Linked DNA regions of Homo sapiens: region 2 is linked to region 1. Evidence: chromatin loops called from intact Hi-C (ENCODE). Cell type or tissue: PC-3. All regions are shown on one strand.

The links. A loop is a pair of places that touch in the nucleus more often than their neighbours do. Peaks named below come from ENCODE experiments on the same cell type or tissue, not always from the same donor. Only the 100,000 strongest peaks of a DNase experiment are listed, where the experiment ranks them.
Region 2: a loop joins it to region 1, with 2.3 times the contacts of the local background. A loop is called at or near these places in 2 of 110 quality-filtered maps.

What each region holds. Positions count from the first base shown.
Region 1 is chr12:18,857,431-18,865,430 of GRCh38, forward strand. No RefSeq gene overlaps it. Among named protein-coding and RNA genes, the nearest start is that of CAPZA3, 120 kb to the left of the region's middle. In PC-3, a CTCF peak has its summit at 4,036 (motif pointing right); no DNase peak of the experiment used is centred here.
Region 2 is chr12:19,013,813-19,021,812 of GRCh38, forward strand. No RefSeq gene overlaps it. Among named protein-coding and RNA genes, the nearest start is that of PLEKHA5, 110 kb to the right of the region's middle. In PC-3, no CTCF peak of the experiment used is centred here; DNase peaks (open chromatin) are centred at 4,979 and 7,999; H3K4me3 peaks cover 744 bases; H3K27ac peaks cover 1,849 bases.

The sequences.
Region 1 (8,000 bases):
CTTTGATACATTTTCTTCACTTGTCTTGGGATCGCACACTTCATTGGCTTTCCTGCTTCCTCACTAAGGTTTTCTTCTCAGTCTCCACTGTTGGCATCTCCTCTTCTCCCAACCTCTAAAGGTTGAAGGACCCTGGGGCTTAGTCATTAGACATCTTCGCTTACTCAACATTTATTTTCCAGATAACCTTATCCAATTCCATGGCTGTCAGACGTAAGATAATTTCTGTATCTCCAACTCACACTTTTCTGAACTCCAGGTTCTTTTACTACCTTCACAACATTTCTCTTTGTGTATCTAATAGTCATTTCAAATTTAGCAGATCCAAAAATCAAACTCTTAATATTTCCTTACAAACCTGTAAAATTCCTGCCTGAGTTGACAACAATTCCACCTTTGCAGATGTTCTTGTCAAAATGTCAGAGTCATCACTGATTTCTGCCTCTTTCATTCCATGCCCTTTCTATACATTTTATTAGAGAAACTTGTTGGCCTGTCCTATAAAATATATCCAGAGTCCAGTCACTTCTCACTACTTCCACTGCTACCATCTGCTCCAACCATCATCTTTCACCTGACTGTTGCAGTAGCATCCTTACCAGTCTCCCCACTTCCACACTCACCATTCCACAGCATGTTCTTGGCAGAGTGATCCCTTTCAAATCTAAGTCAGATCACTTCACTTTGCTCAAAATGCCCCCATGGCTCCTGAAGGCAAACCCTGACAATACCCTGTAGGTTTTGTGTGCTCTTGCCCCTGTGACCTCCCTGATTTCATCTCGTACACTCTCAATCTTGCTCACTATACTCTTATGTTGGTCTCCAAGCTTCCTTACATACACCAGGCATGCTCCCACCCGAGGGCTTTGCACTGGCTATTCTCACTGCCTGAAACGGTCTTTCCCCTCCTTCAAGTCTTTGCTCAAATATCCTCTCCTCAGAAGGCGATCTGTACGACAAAATGCTACCCTCTTAGCCCACCCCTCACGCCCAACATACACACACATGCACACAGGTGTCTTCTTCTTGATTTTTACAGCACTTATTACTTTCTAAAGTATTATAGAATTAACTTATTATGTTTATTTCTTCTCTTCCTAGAATGTAAGACACACAAGCAGGGATTTTTGTGTCTTTGATATACAAATAAGTCCCAAACACTAGAACAATGCCTGCTGAAGAGTGGCAGAAGGATTTTTTTCTAGCTAAAGGCACTTGGAAAACAACAGATACAAAAGGGACACTCTGACCTCCCTGTGCCAGGAGAGAATAAATATTCTTGTCACCAGAAATGGAGAGTGGAAACAGAAAAATCTGGACAAGGAAACCTTGTTAAAATCACTCATCTTCCTTTAGCCTTCCCATACATTTTAGTTACTTTTGCACAATTGTCACACTTTGTTCAACCTACTCTATAAGCACTTAGGTCTTGCCAATTCTTTGGACCTTCATTTTCCTATGGGGGCTCCCATGCACATGTAGAAATTTGTGTGCGTTTCTCCTGTTAATCTGTCTGATATCAATTTAATTCTCAAGCCCAGCTGGAGACCGTAAGTAGGTAAAGTCTTACCTCTCCTAAACAGAAACACAATTTGGCGCTCAATAAATATGAGTTTAGGATACGAATTTGTAAATGAAAAGCTAATTGAATTACTCAATACATCTCTCATAGAGAAGGACGGCTACTTTGCTAAATAAATGGGATCAGAGATTTCTCCATGAATATTTATTTTTATTATTCCCTTACTCTTCTTAAAGTTTACATCTCTTAGAGCATAGTATTTAAAAATCTATTTGTATTTAAAACTTACTCATATATAAACATTTATGAAAAATATCTCCACTAAGCTCATTTCCTAGTTTTCATACATAAATTCCATCTAGAACCTACTTAAAATGTCTCTATGTCTGATATTTTAAAATGGAATTTATATAGAAAGTTTTCATATCACATATTTTAATTATATTTATCTCAATGTCTGATTTGATACTTTTTTAAAATTGGAGGAATAGTGTTGCAAAGACTTGTCATTTCTAACAGTGACAACTGCACTGTCATTGCCATCTTTCTGTTTGTGAGCTATTTGTGAGCTGAAAGTGATAGACTCTTGCCACTTAATGAACTCCACTTGGCAGACAGAAGACCTACATGTCACACACTTCAGTAACTCTCTCCTCCTGCAGCTCCCACATGTCCACGTTTTCCTCTTTCCTCTTCTAATATGCTGTCTGGTTCCACTTTTAATAGTGCCAGTTGCCAGTTTTACATACAGTCATTGCCTAGACTGCAACAGATTGGATTACTAACCTCATTCCTAAAAGTCAGGCTCCCTCCTTGAAAACCCTGCATGACCAGAAAGGATGGATTATGGCGAATGCAGGTGAGCCTTAGTGCCCCTGAGTAGCCCGTGAGGCAGTTTTCAGGAGTACTTTATCATCCCAGAATCATATTCAGCTCTTTTTTCTCTTTTTTCCACTCTAATATCCTGCTTTCCTCTTCCTCCCTGAAGTGAAGTGAATGAGTTCTGCTCTTGACCTTTTTCTACCAAATATGTAGTCACCTACAAAAAACCCTACCACCATCCCATTCCCTTGTTCATTTCACCCCCACCTTTCTCATGACTTCCTTTCTTTTGTAGATAATTGTTGCCTAAAGGACGTCTTATTCCCAATAGAATATATAAAGCTTGCTAAAGTATTTCTTTAAAAATTTTTAGACTGTTTTTTTTGTAGTAAGGTTTAAAATCATTAGCATTTCCATCCATTAGAGGCAAATTTGCACTCTAGAAAGGAAGGAGATAATTAAGGCCGTGGCTAAATAGCTGTCTTTCTAGATCACTTTTTCCCTAATATGAACCCCATTGTGCACCAAAACAAAACAAAACAAAAACAATTGGAGGCAGAAAAGCATGAAGCAAGCCGTTGATTTAGAGACTGAAATCTTACATACAAATTTAATAGCCTTGTTACTTTTTGGCCGATGACTTTGGGCAATCTGGAGTCTTATTTTCTTCCTAGAACATTGTAATGTCTACTTCTAGGATACTGTGTGACAGTAAAGCTGACATCTCTGAAATAAGCCTGTAGACTTTAAAAAGTTTTCAGAACAAGTTCGCCTCGGTGGTGTACACTTGCAGTCCCAGCTACTGAGGAGGATCACTTGAACCCAGGAGTTTGACACTACCCTGGGCAACATAGTAAGATAGTAAGACCTCCTATCTCTCTCTAAATAAATAAATAAATAAATAAATAAATAAATAAATAAATAAATACAAATAAATAAAATGTTTTAAAAACATACATGACTATTGCTGAAGATCCTAAAATAAGGCTACCTGCTTAAAAGCATAAATTAAAAGAAAATGTCAATCTCATTTATGAAAAATTAAAAAACAAACTTTAAGGCCTAGGTATAAGATCTGAGACTAACCATACTGCAGTATATACATGAAAAGGTACCATCTAGGGATTTTTTAGACTTAAATTTTAATCATAAAATACTTCAAACATTAAAAGTACAGAAAATGCTATAACAGTTACCTACTACATACCACTAACATTAAACAGATGTTAACATTTTCCATAATGTGTTTTAGCTTTCTCTCTTTTGAGGATACAAAATGTTACAGTTAAAATTAAAGCCCTTCCTCCCTTCTTTCCTTTTGTCTTCCTCTCTAAACAACCACTTTCCTGAAGTTTTTCTATATCTTTCCATATAAGTTTTGAGACATTTACCTCCACAAAGAAAATGTACTACTGTTTCATATATTTTTAAATTTTACATACATAATATGCATATAAATATTTGTATCTTTTTAACCTCCTTTCTTCCTGTTAAAAATGTGTTTTTGTGCTTTACCTGTGTTGATATCTGAAGGTCTACTTTCTTTACACAGCTCTGCAACATGATGTTGAAGAACTACTATGTATGCGTTTTCTTATAAACGTACAGGTTTCTCCCTAAAAGTGTAATTGCTGCGTTTATGGCAGATGACCATCTTCACATTTACAGCCCCACTGAAAATTCACAATCTCTCCAGTAGGTGTCATCAGAATTATTAAGTTTTACATATTAGATAAGTATCATATGGTATGTCTGAATGTTTTAATTTATATTTCCCAGAATACTAGCAATATTGAGAATCTTTTCAAATTTTTATTGGCATTCAGTTTTCTTCTTCTACTAATTACCTATCATTACCTTTACCTATTTTTCCATTGCATTGTTTTTCTTTTTATCATCAATTTGTAGAAGCTCTTTATATATTCTGGATACTAATCCTTTGATGGCTATAGTATTACAAGTTTCTTGTAGTTTTTATCTTCTTTTTTCATATTTTTCATGGTATCTTATAGAAGCTAGTATGTAGTCAAATTTGTTAATATTCTCCTTAATAGTTTGTGCCTTTGCATCATACATAAAAAACCCTTACCTGATGTAATTCACCTATTATTTTCCCTGTTTTCTTCTAAATTTGTATTATTTTACTTTTTAAGCCCTTAGTTTATCCAGAATTCAATATGTATAAATGTACAGATATAGAATTTTTCAATATCAATAACAAATTGTCACAATGTCATTTACTTAATAATCCATCCTGCTCCCACCAAAATTTTATTGCCACCCTCACTATATAAATAGATTGGGCTCTAAATTCCTTTTTCTTTTCCATTGGTTTGTCTATTTCTGTGTCAACCCTCAGTTTTTACTCATAGGATTTACAAAAGTTATAATACCTAGTCAGACAAATCTACCATTATTTTTATTCTTCAAGATTGTGTTGACTTTTCTCGGTCATTTATATTTCCATATATATGTGAGAATTTGTCTGTCAAATTCTATTCAAAAGAAATTGATGATATCTTTATTGAAAGTACACTAAATTTATAAATTAATTTGGATATGTTTCCATCATTATGAATTTGAGTTTTCCCAACCACAAATTACGATATCACAGTCATATTACATCTTTTCAATCAGTTAAGCCTTCTTTTAATGAAGTTTTAAAATTTTCTATGTAAAAGTCTCAGTAATGTTTTATAAGTGTTTTTCTACATATCATATAGTTTTGTCTCCTATTACAAATGATATGTAAAAATTTTATAGTACATTTTCTGAGGAAGACAGCATACCAAGTGATTAACAGAACAAGTTCAGGTATTGAAACCAAAAGACTCGAGTTCAAATCTTGCCTTTGCCATTTACAAGGTGTGTCACCTAAAGCAAGTTATTTTAATCTCTCAGTATCTCTAGGGGATAATTCACTCATCTGTCAAATCGAGGGTCATAAAAATACCTACTTCAGAAAATTCTGGTGGTGATTACATTAAAGAAGGAGAAAGAGAAAGAGAGACAGAGAAAGAGAGAGAGGACTCAGAACAGCTTGGCACATGGTAAATGACTAATAGATGTTCATTGGTCATATCAGTTAGGATAGGCTAGGGGATGCTACATTAACAAATAACCCTAAAATTTCAATGACTGAAAATGAAGTTTACTTCTTGTTTATGCTGTATGTCTATCATGTATTAGGTAGGGCACTATTCTCTTTTGTCCTCACCCCAGGACCCAAATTGTCTATAGAGCAACCAATATCTGGAAGATATGGCAGTCTTCCGGATAATGGTGCTCTATCAATTTGCCACGTGGAAGATGACTGCCATTCCTTGTTCCAAGAAACAAAGGAAAAGAGCAGCAAATCTTGTGCTGTCTCTTACAGCTTCTACCTGGAAGAGACAGGCATCACTTCTGTTTACACTTCATTGTTCACAGCAAGTCACATGATCAAACCTAACTTCAAGGAGACAAGAAAGTGAAATCCTACCCTGTACTAATACAAAATCAAAAATATTTAGTGAACAGTTTCTTCTGTCATAGCTGTTGGTATGGTTTATTAAAATTAAATTTTTTATCTTAATTTTAAATTTAATTGACTTGCTAAATTATTGTGTTAGTTCTAACGGTCTTATTTTGTTTCATAGTTTTATTTTGTTCATTTAAAGAAACTAAACTAACATAGTTAACCCTATTGTACAGGTTCCTAAGATCATATGGCTAATGAACTGTGAAAATCAAATTTGAGGCCAGATTTCTCTGCCTTCAAAATCCATTTTCTTCCCACTACAAAATCATTTAATATCTCGTAACATTTAGTATTTAGTTCCTTAATCCATTTGGAAGAGTCTGACTTATTTTCTCTTGAAATTGTATGGTAAATATGCCACCACTGTGTACAAATGATGACAGTTTTGTGTCTTGCTGCCCAATCCTTATGCTCTTCACTTCATTCCTTTGTGTGTTTAGGTGTGTTACCGTGCTGATTAAAAATTACAGTATAATGTTGAAGAAATTATAACTAGCAATTAAAATGTGAATTTTTGTGAATTTAATCAGTGTAACATATCTCATTTTTATATTAGTTTGCATTTCCTCAATTACTAGTGAAATTGAGCTTTTTTTTCTAGATGTTCTTGGCCACACAACTTTCCCTTTTGTGAATTGTCAATTCACACCCTTTGCTTTTTTTCTATTGCATTGTTTGCCTTTTTCTGCTGGTTTGTGAGAATGCTTATATATTCAGATACTAATCCTTTGTTAGTTAAATACATTGAAATACCTTCTTACATTGTGTCTTTGTCTTAGGAAAGTTTTACGTTTTAACATAGTCAAAATTTCTTCCTTTATGTTTTGAGTTTTTGTCTTTTTTAAAGAGATACTCACTATGAAAAAATTACATATAACATTTTTCCATATTTCTTCTAAATGGTTTCCATTTTTATGTTCACATTTAGTTCCTTAATGCATTTGGAATTGACCTATGAGCTCTGTATGGTTGGGATCCTCTGGGGGAAGGGAGAGTGGGTAAAAGCAAGAGTTAGAAGCATTTCTTAAGAGAAGCATTTCTTTAGAAGCATTCACTCCACACCAACATACTGACCGTGAAAAACGTTTTTATGAAGAATGTTAATTACCTCTCTCAGAACACCTAATTTTCTGCAGAGCATAGTTTAGGAAATTCTGAAACCAGTGAATTCTATCTAAATTTTGAAAGACAGGAGGGAAACCAACAATTCAGTGACCCCTAAGTGAAAAACATTATGTTAGTTTAGGTATGTTCCCGTAACTCATTTCATCCTCAAAAAAAAAAAAAAAAAAAAAAACTAAACTAATATTATTAATCCCATTGTACAGGTTCCTAAGATCATATGGCTAATGAACTGTGAAAATCAAATTTGAGGCCAGATTTCTCTGCCTTCAAAATCCATTTCCTTCCATTTTCTTCCCACTACAAAATCATTTAGTATATTGTAAGGCTGAAGCACAAATTAATACATTAGGATTTTAAGACAAAGTGAGAACCAGAAAAGAGAGAAGGAGGCTCTGGTAGAAGGTAATGGCTACTTGCTTTTAAATACATAAGCAAACTACATCTCTTTAAGTGTCACCTAGACTGTATGATTATTTTGAAGTTAAAAACATGTGCTAGGATTCAAGTTATATAGACCTGAGTTTAAACCTGCTTATACCAAGCAAGCTATTTTCCTAACCTCAGTAAAAGGGGGATAATAACAGCTACTACACAAGACTGCTGGGTGGATTACATGAGTTACATGGAAAAGGCATCCAGCACTCTGTTTGATACGTAATAGACCCTGAAATGTTAGTTCCTTTAAACCTCAATTGTATACATATGTATCCAGAAACCTTCACAGGGTCTCTACAGCCTGAAGAATACTGGAAGCCATCGTCTGCTCTTGCTTTCCTTTTGTTTTCTTCTCTGTTTCTTCTCTGCCTCTGCCTCAGGCAACACTTTGTTGGTAATACTGGACCCACTGTATAACCAGGTATCCTGTTATTAATTATGACTAGGTTCAGCCCAGTGGAGCTAAATTACTTTCATAAGGCCAAATCAGCACCAGAATGAGTCACCAACACACTGAGACAGTTTTCCTCCTCCCCCAGGGTTTGCTCCACAGTGGACACAGCTGCCTTCGGGTTC
Region 2 (8,000 bases), 160 kb after region 1:
TGTACTTTGGGTGTTTAATTATGATCCCTTGGTTCTTCCTGATGAGCGCCATTAATCAGTCCAATCAGTGTCTGAAATGTCCTATTTCTATTTACAAATAAACCCCTAAATGGAGGTGTTAAAATAAACTTCATTGAAATGTGCTTTTGCATGAAGCATTTCTCAACCTAAATATAATAAAAGGAATTTAAGAGCAAATAAATGATTGACACAAACAATAATTATTTTATCCGAGATTTTTAGAGATACATGGAAAACTATATATTTAAGCATCTTAACCTTTTGCTCAAGCAAAACTTTCTGCTGTTTAATTAGTATGTGGCTCTTTCTTAGAGAAACTCTGAAGCTGCCTCTTTAATACTGATAAATTTAGAAGGGAACTTCATGATTTAATTTGATGGTGTATTAGTATAGTCTGCCCCATGGCTTTCTAAAGGCTAGAGCAACGTCTCAATGTTTTCACATTTTCTAATTCCCCAAGAACCTCCCCATGTTTTCAAAGAGAAATAAATTAGGCTAGGACAGACTGTAAGCCTTAAGAGCTGGATTTTGTTTTCTCTTTACAAATCTTATTCTACGTCTGCTCCATTGCATCACCATAACAACACAGATCTGTGGAACATTTCCAAATGGCTTGAAAGGACATTTTATCCACAAAGCCTGCAAGCATTTATAAGGTATACATTACCATCTGTTTCCTTAAAAGTAGACTGAAAACCTGATTTGAGTCTGCTGCTATCACACCAGAAGCAGCATTGTCATTTGTTAAGATGCACCATTGTCTCCTCTCTAGCAGCAGATCAGGCTCAGCCAGAGATGTCTCCAAACCACATCCACAACTCTTCGTGGCAGGACCTTCTATCAGTCACTGGGCGCTCTCAATTATGTCTTGACTCTGCAATCCCTCTGTATAGTACACTGTAGTGCTGTGCTTGATGCTTTGCAAATATCATCTGGTAATTTCATCTATAAGTGTATTTCAAATGTCAGTTAGCATATAACTATTACTACTGCTGCTCCTTATTTCCCAGTACTTTTATTCACTTTATATCCTCAATAAATATTTGCAAAATAAATGATAGATAGTAGTAGTTAATACAGTAGCATGAATCTTAAGCTTGAACTAAGTTTGAGTCCTATCTCTGTCACCTATTAGCTGTGAAACTTTGGACAAGTTATTTAAAGTCTCTAATCCTCCAGTTCTTCATCGGTAAACCAGAGATGTCAGTATCTCTTTCACAGGCTTCTCATAAAGGTAAAACATTATTATTATGGTAGGCCAAGTGCCCAACACATAATAAAGGTCCAATAGCTATTTGTTTGTGTAATTATTGTTCATTCCATTCATTCAACAACTACTTATTGAGCACCTACTATGTTCTTGGCATGTTCTAAGGGTTGAATAATGAGTGGTGAATAAGTTACATATGGCCGTTGCATTTTAGGGAGTTTACACATTTGTAGGGGAGACATATGATAAACAAATAAATCAGTATGTAATTACAAATAATGATAAAAGCTACGAAGGAGACAGGGTGCTATGATTGAGAACACCAGAGTAAGGAGAGCCTACTTAAATGGGGTAATCAGAAAAGGCCTCCTTGAGGAGCTCATGTTTAAACTGCAATGAGGAAAATGCCCTGTGAAGACTGGGAGAGAGCAGAGAGCAGAGGCGGAGCAGGAAAGCACTCAGCAAACTGACAACGACGAAGGACCCAAGGGTCTGGAGCAATGCTCAGTAAGAAAAGCTGCCAAGGCTGAAAGACCTTCAGAAGCCAGAGTATTCAGTCTTGTAGGACATGGGACGAAGTTTGGATTTTCCTCTAACTTCAGTGAGAAACCATTGAGAGGTTTTAATGAGAAGAGTGTCATGATTTGATTTCTGTTTTTAGGAAATGACTCTGGCTACCTTGTGATAATTTGAAAAAATACAAAAGTGGATAGACAAGTTAAGAACCCATTGCAATAATCCAAGCCAGAGATGATGGTGACTTGGACTTAGTGGCAAGGGTGATGGAGAGATGGAATAATTTCAAGCATATTATAAAGATTTTAAAAATCGAATCTCAGCCAGGCACCATGACTCCCACATGTAATCTCAGCATTTTGGGAGACTAAGGTAGGCAGATCACTTGAGCTCAGAAGTTCGAGACCAGCCTGGCCATCATAGCGAAACCCCACCTCTACAAAAAATACACAGAATTAGCTGGGCATAGTGGCGTGAGCCTGTAGTCCCAGCTACTTTGGGGGCTGAGGCAAAAGGAGCGTTGGAGCACAGGAGGTTGAGGCTGCAGTGAGCCAAGATCACACCACTGCATTCCAGCCTGGGTGACAAAGTGAGACCCTGTCTCAAAAAAAAAAAAATTAATTTCTTCAAGATATTAAGATATTGACTGGAGGAAAGGAGTATTTTTTGTGTTTGAAATAGACTTACTCCTGAATGTATTCACTCCTGGAACTATCACCAGTTAGCCTGTAGGCTCTCCAAAAGGGAATGTGGCAGAGGAATAATTTTTAGACATTGACATCAAATATTGTCTGATAACCATTCAGTTATTCTCTTGCAACCTTCTTCTCCATCTCAGAAACTTACTCAACACATTGTCTTATTTATATCCCTATTCCTCAAATCCTGCACTAAGACTTGGGGAAAGGCAAAAATGCTTCATCATCAGGGAAACTTTAGTCTTAGCACCAAGTTGAGCTGCTAGTAATATGTGAAGTCTTGTTTTATTCTCATCAAATGCAACAAAAATTACTGAACCTCCTTATATGAAACTTGTCTTTTGGCTTACTCAGAAGCTTCCAGAATTCCCCATAACTTAGAGTGATTTTTTTTTTAAGATTAATTTTTTGGTCGTAAATACATATGTGCTTATGCTCATTCCTTTGTAAACACACCAACAGATGACATAGAATATTTTGTTGCATAATGATTAAGACTGAATTTGGCAAGAACTCAAATATGAAGGGTTATTCTTAGAAAAACAAGTTCAGTGACGGGACTTTAAAACTTCTAATAATCTATACCAAATGAACACATAAGGAAGTCCACAATATGACTTGTAGATATCAATTTAAAGCCATATATACCTGAAATAAGAATCTTGTGCATTCACTCACAGATACTATCTCAGCACTGTGAAAGAATATGAGTGATTCCATTTTTCTCCCTTTTGGGGAGTGGATTCTGCAACTAGTATCAATCACTACTTTGTGCATATTCCATCAAAATGCATGCTACCAAGATATGCAATGAATTTTGACCACTTAAACATCTTTGCGGGAATTTTCTCAATAAGTGGGAGCAATGAAATTCTACTGCTCCTAATATGTGCAGAAAATAGGTAATAAGCGGATTCTTTAGAAAATATCACTGGGTAATTCTGATGGCCAGAAGCCCAGCATGATGCAATTCAAAAACAACCAAAGATCTAACTCATCCTTCCTATTTGTTGTAGTTCCAGAACACCAGAATTGAATTTTTTGTTTGTTTGTTTGTTTTAGAGACAGGGTCTCACTCTGTTGCCCAAGCTAGAGTGCAGTGGAGTGAATATGATTCACTGCAGCCTCAACATCCTGAATTCAAAGGATCCTTCTGCCTCAGCCTTCCAAGTAGCTGGGATTACAGGTGCATGCCACAACACAAAGCTAATTTATTTAGTTTTGTAGAGATGAGATCTTGCCATGTTGCCCAGCCTGGCAGAATTACTTTTCTAAAAGAAATTGTATATCTAAAATGAGAAATTAGAACCTTGAAAGAATTAAACCCAAATTAGGTAATTTTGAGAGCAGAGAAGAGGACAAGCAAAAATGTTGAGGACTGCAAAGCATGACATCTAGAAATATGAAATGTGGGTGTAGAATCAGACGAGGGAGAGCAATGCAAAATGATGAGGCACCTGGAAGATATGTAATGGAAGAATTCCAAAGAAAAGTTGTATCAAATAATTAAAGTAGCATCTGCCATTTTTTTAGCGTATGCCAAGGCCAGGCATTATACTGGACATTTTTTAAATTTTATCTCTAATTCTTGCAATAAGTCTACAATATAGATTTTAGTACTCTTATAGAGAAGAAAACAAACCTTCATGAGGTTATATACCACACTTAAGGCTCTTCAGCTAGTAACTGGCAGAGCCAGGATTTGATACCAGAGCCATCCATCTCTAAAAACCAGGGTTGCCTGGTAGGATTGCTCAGCCTCCATAATTATATACAGTAAGGACAAAGCCCAGCTGTTTCCACACCAAAAAAAAACCACATTTTCCAAAGTTTGATTAGGTTTTAAACAGAACTTTAGAAGCTCTAAGTCCTAAGCTGAATTTGAGAAGCCCTAAGCGTTTTACTTGGAAGAAAGACCATTTTGACACATTTTCAGAAACATGGCAGAGTAGTCAAGTGCCAGGAAACTGACAGGAAGACAAAAGCGACAAGGGACAACCAGATTCTGAGTTACCTATTTTGTCCAAAAGTACCAGTCTGAGAGAAGAAATGTAGAACTACAAACAGTATCTTACTGTGAGAAGAGAGTGGCAGATACTGGCAATTGTCTTCTAATATATATTACCTGATTCTTTTGTTTAATAATAGAACTCTTGAGTTTTAGCTGGATTTAGCTGTCCAGCTAGACAGTGTTCTTCCCAGGCCCCTTTGTAGCTAGGCTCCAACCAATGGAACTTCTGGTTTATATCTGTCAAGTTAAAAACAAATCTGGACTTTATTCAAAAGGACTTTTGCAAAGAGTAAGAGAGGGACTATTGCACAAAGGAGAACATTTGACTATAAGATCTGCAAGCTTTAGGCAAAAAGGATTTTTCTTGTCTAAAGAGAAGTAAACAAGACCAGAAAGATGTAGATGTAGAGAAGTGGGATGAAAGTATGGAAGGATCAGATAGTACATCCAGGAATGTTTTACCCTGAGACCAGTCTATTTTTTTGGCAGAGATCCTTAAGGAAGGGTTGTATGGCTGACTCAGGCTTAAAGCAGGCAAGAGTTCAGGGGACTAGAGGAAGGAGAAAATCTTAACAAAGGTTTGGTTAGTAAGCATTTTGTTTCCACTGATCGGTGGTGAGAAAACAGTCCAGCTGATAATTTCAAAGGCAAAGAATAGGAATTTGGAAAGTCTGTGTCTGGCCTTGTCATAGGAAAACAAGAGGGGCATTGTATTAGTCTGTTCTCATACTGCTATAAAGAAATAACCTGAAACTGGGTACTTTATAAAGAAAAGAGGCATAATTGGCTCGCAGTTTTTGCAGGCTTTACAAGAAGCATGGCTGGGAGGCCTCAGGAAACTTACAATCATGGCAGAAGGTGAAGGGGAAGCAGGCACATCTTACATGGCTGAAGCAGGAGGAAGAGAGAGAAGGGGGAGGTGCTACGCATTTTTAAACAACCAGATCTTGTGAGAATTCACTATCCCAATAACAACAAGAGGGAAATCCACCCCCAGGATCTAATCGCCTCCCACCAGGCCCCTACTTCAACACTGAGGATTACAATTCAACATGAGTCTTGGGCAGGGACACAAATCCAAACCATATCGGGCATCCTTGATTCTTAACAAAGTCGTGGTTGAGTAAGCTGCTGTTTCCTAGAACACAATGGGTGGCAGGATTTCTTTAATCATGGCTGTTTTTCAGGATCACAGGGCTCAGGTAAATTTCAACACTGTCATAACCTTAAAAGGAATCTGCTTGCCCTGTCCTTCTTTCCCCTTCTAGTGGTTCGAACTTAAACACAGTGGCCATGAGACATCCTAAAGGATGATATAACCTAAAGATGGGAGGAGCCTGGGTCCCTGGGTCCCTGGATGACAGGAAAAGAGCTGTCTACTTGCCCTGGACAGCTCACCTACCTCTGGACTATTAAGTAAGAGAAAAATAAACATTTTTCTAGTTTATACCTCTTTATTTGAGGTCTTCAAGTTATAGCCACTTAGCTAGTACCCTAATGAACACAAATAGTCTCTGCAAACAGGAAAGTTTCTTTTTTATTTGGCATCATGGTCAAGCTGTCAAGCATCATCTTCAAATATGAGAGATAATATTAAATGCAGAGCTCCTTCCTAGTGCCAAGAACTCACATTCTCATTAATCTGTGATTGCCTAAAGCATCAAAAGCTCAATTTTGCTCTTATTTTTCTGTATCACACAGGAAACAGAATTCTGTTTCGGCTCCTAAAATGCATTAAAAACTTTTCATTTTAGGTAGCATTGGAACTCAAAGTAAATAGTAGGATGGATGGTATGTATGTATTATTGATTAAGTAATATATGTTAATGTATGTATTTGCTTGTGGTATTACTGGGGCTCTTAAAAAGTTACTAAATGGCAGAATGTCCTACAATTTGATTCAAATGGTCTTTAAATCAGTAATAGCCTTCTTTATCCATGAGAGGGTTAGAGACATGCTACCAAAAAATGTGACACCTTGGCATTTGAAGACAAAGCAGAAGCGGGAAGGTCATTCTCACCTTCCTCTCGCTCCTTCTTCACTGAAGCAGAAATTCTCTGGTCTTTCCCTAAAGTAGGTTATAAGACCTTCATTCTAGAGGGGTCCTCCCTATACCCCAAAGAGAGAAACATCCTTGTCCTCAAAGGCACAGAAATATCAAGAAGAAACTGAAAAACAGGCCTTGCTTGTTCCTGCAGTTTATTACCTTTAGATCATATCCTTTTATCTTCCAATCATACTTCTGCATGACTGTCCATAAAAATACACAGTTTTTTTCTGTTTCTTCGAGTTATCATTCATTTTTGAAAGTGCCCATATCACATAAATTTTACATTTGCATGCCTTCCACTTGTTAGTCTGTCTTTTGTTATAGGGGTCTCAGCAATGAACCTAGCAGTGGGTGAGGAAAATAATCTTTTCTCCTCTGCATCGGACATGTGGTCATAGGAAGATATGGATGGTCCATCAGGAGTGATTAAAAGAACTAACATCACCACCAAACATGCATTGCTTTTAGTCAGACTTTGTAATGCACCCATCAAAATTCCTCCCAAATGTAGCATCCACGTGGTGTACTTTGCTAAATGAACAACTATATGTATGTCTGTTGTTAGTGGCATAGCTCTTCAAATTCCAAAGGTCTTTCCTTCAATGTTCAAATTTCTCAAGCAGTTCTTATAACTTAAATATGAGATATCAATTACTCTGCATTCCTACAGTGAAAAAAAAATAATCCAATATCAAAACTGCATAGGAAGGCTGTTTGTTCAATTTGATCTAAACAAAGAATTAGTTAAAATTAATCACTGTGGCCTCTTTGATTCACTGGATCATTGAAGTCACTGTCTCAGTTGAGTTCTTAATGGTTTTCAAATACATTTTGGAGAAATTCCCTATTCTAGCAAAAAAAAAAAAAAATGAACCTTTATGGTAAGTTTTAATTCCGTGTATCTTGCCTGTTTCTTATCTGACTTTAATATGTTGTAAAATTATTCCAAATTTGTATTGTACATTGTCTCATTTTAAAAACATTTAAAAAACAGGTCCAAGAAGACATATGAGACATACTGGAACCGTAATAGGTCCATTGTCCAATATGCATGGCAAGTCAATGCCCTGAGACACCGGGTTACAGCAGATCATAGAGCTGCAGATCAAGAAGATGGGAGGAAACCTCTATTCCGTCTCCCCTAGGAGTCTGGGGCTAAGGTTGTTAAGGATTTTGGAGTGGGCTGAAGTGTAGAGATTGCTGATTGGTCAAAGATAGCAGATGGAAGTCCTAGACAGGGAGGACTGCATACAAACTGTATTCTCATGTTATTTCCCTTCTTCTGTGGGGGTCTTCAAATTGGTCGGTATCAGCTTTTTCCCTGGAATTTGAGATCTAAAAAACATTGTATGCAATTCTTAAACAAAATCCTTATGATTCTAACATCACAAATTCTATCTATGTTAAGTAAAAGCCTTCTGATTCTAATGTCAGAAATCCTGTCTATAGGAACCACAGGAATGCAAACAGTCAGTGTCAAGTGCAACACAACT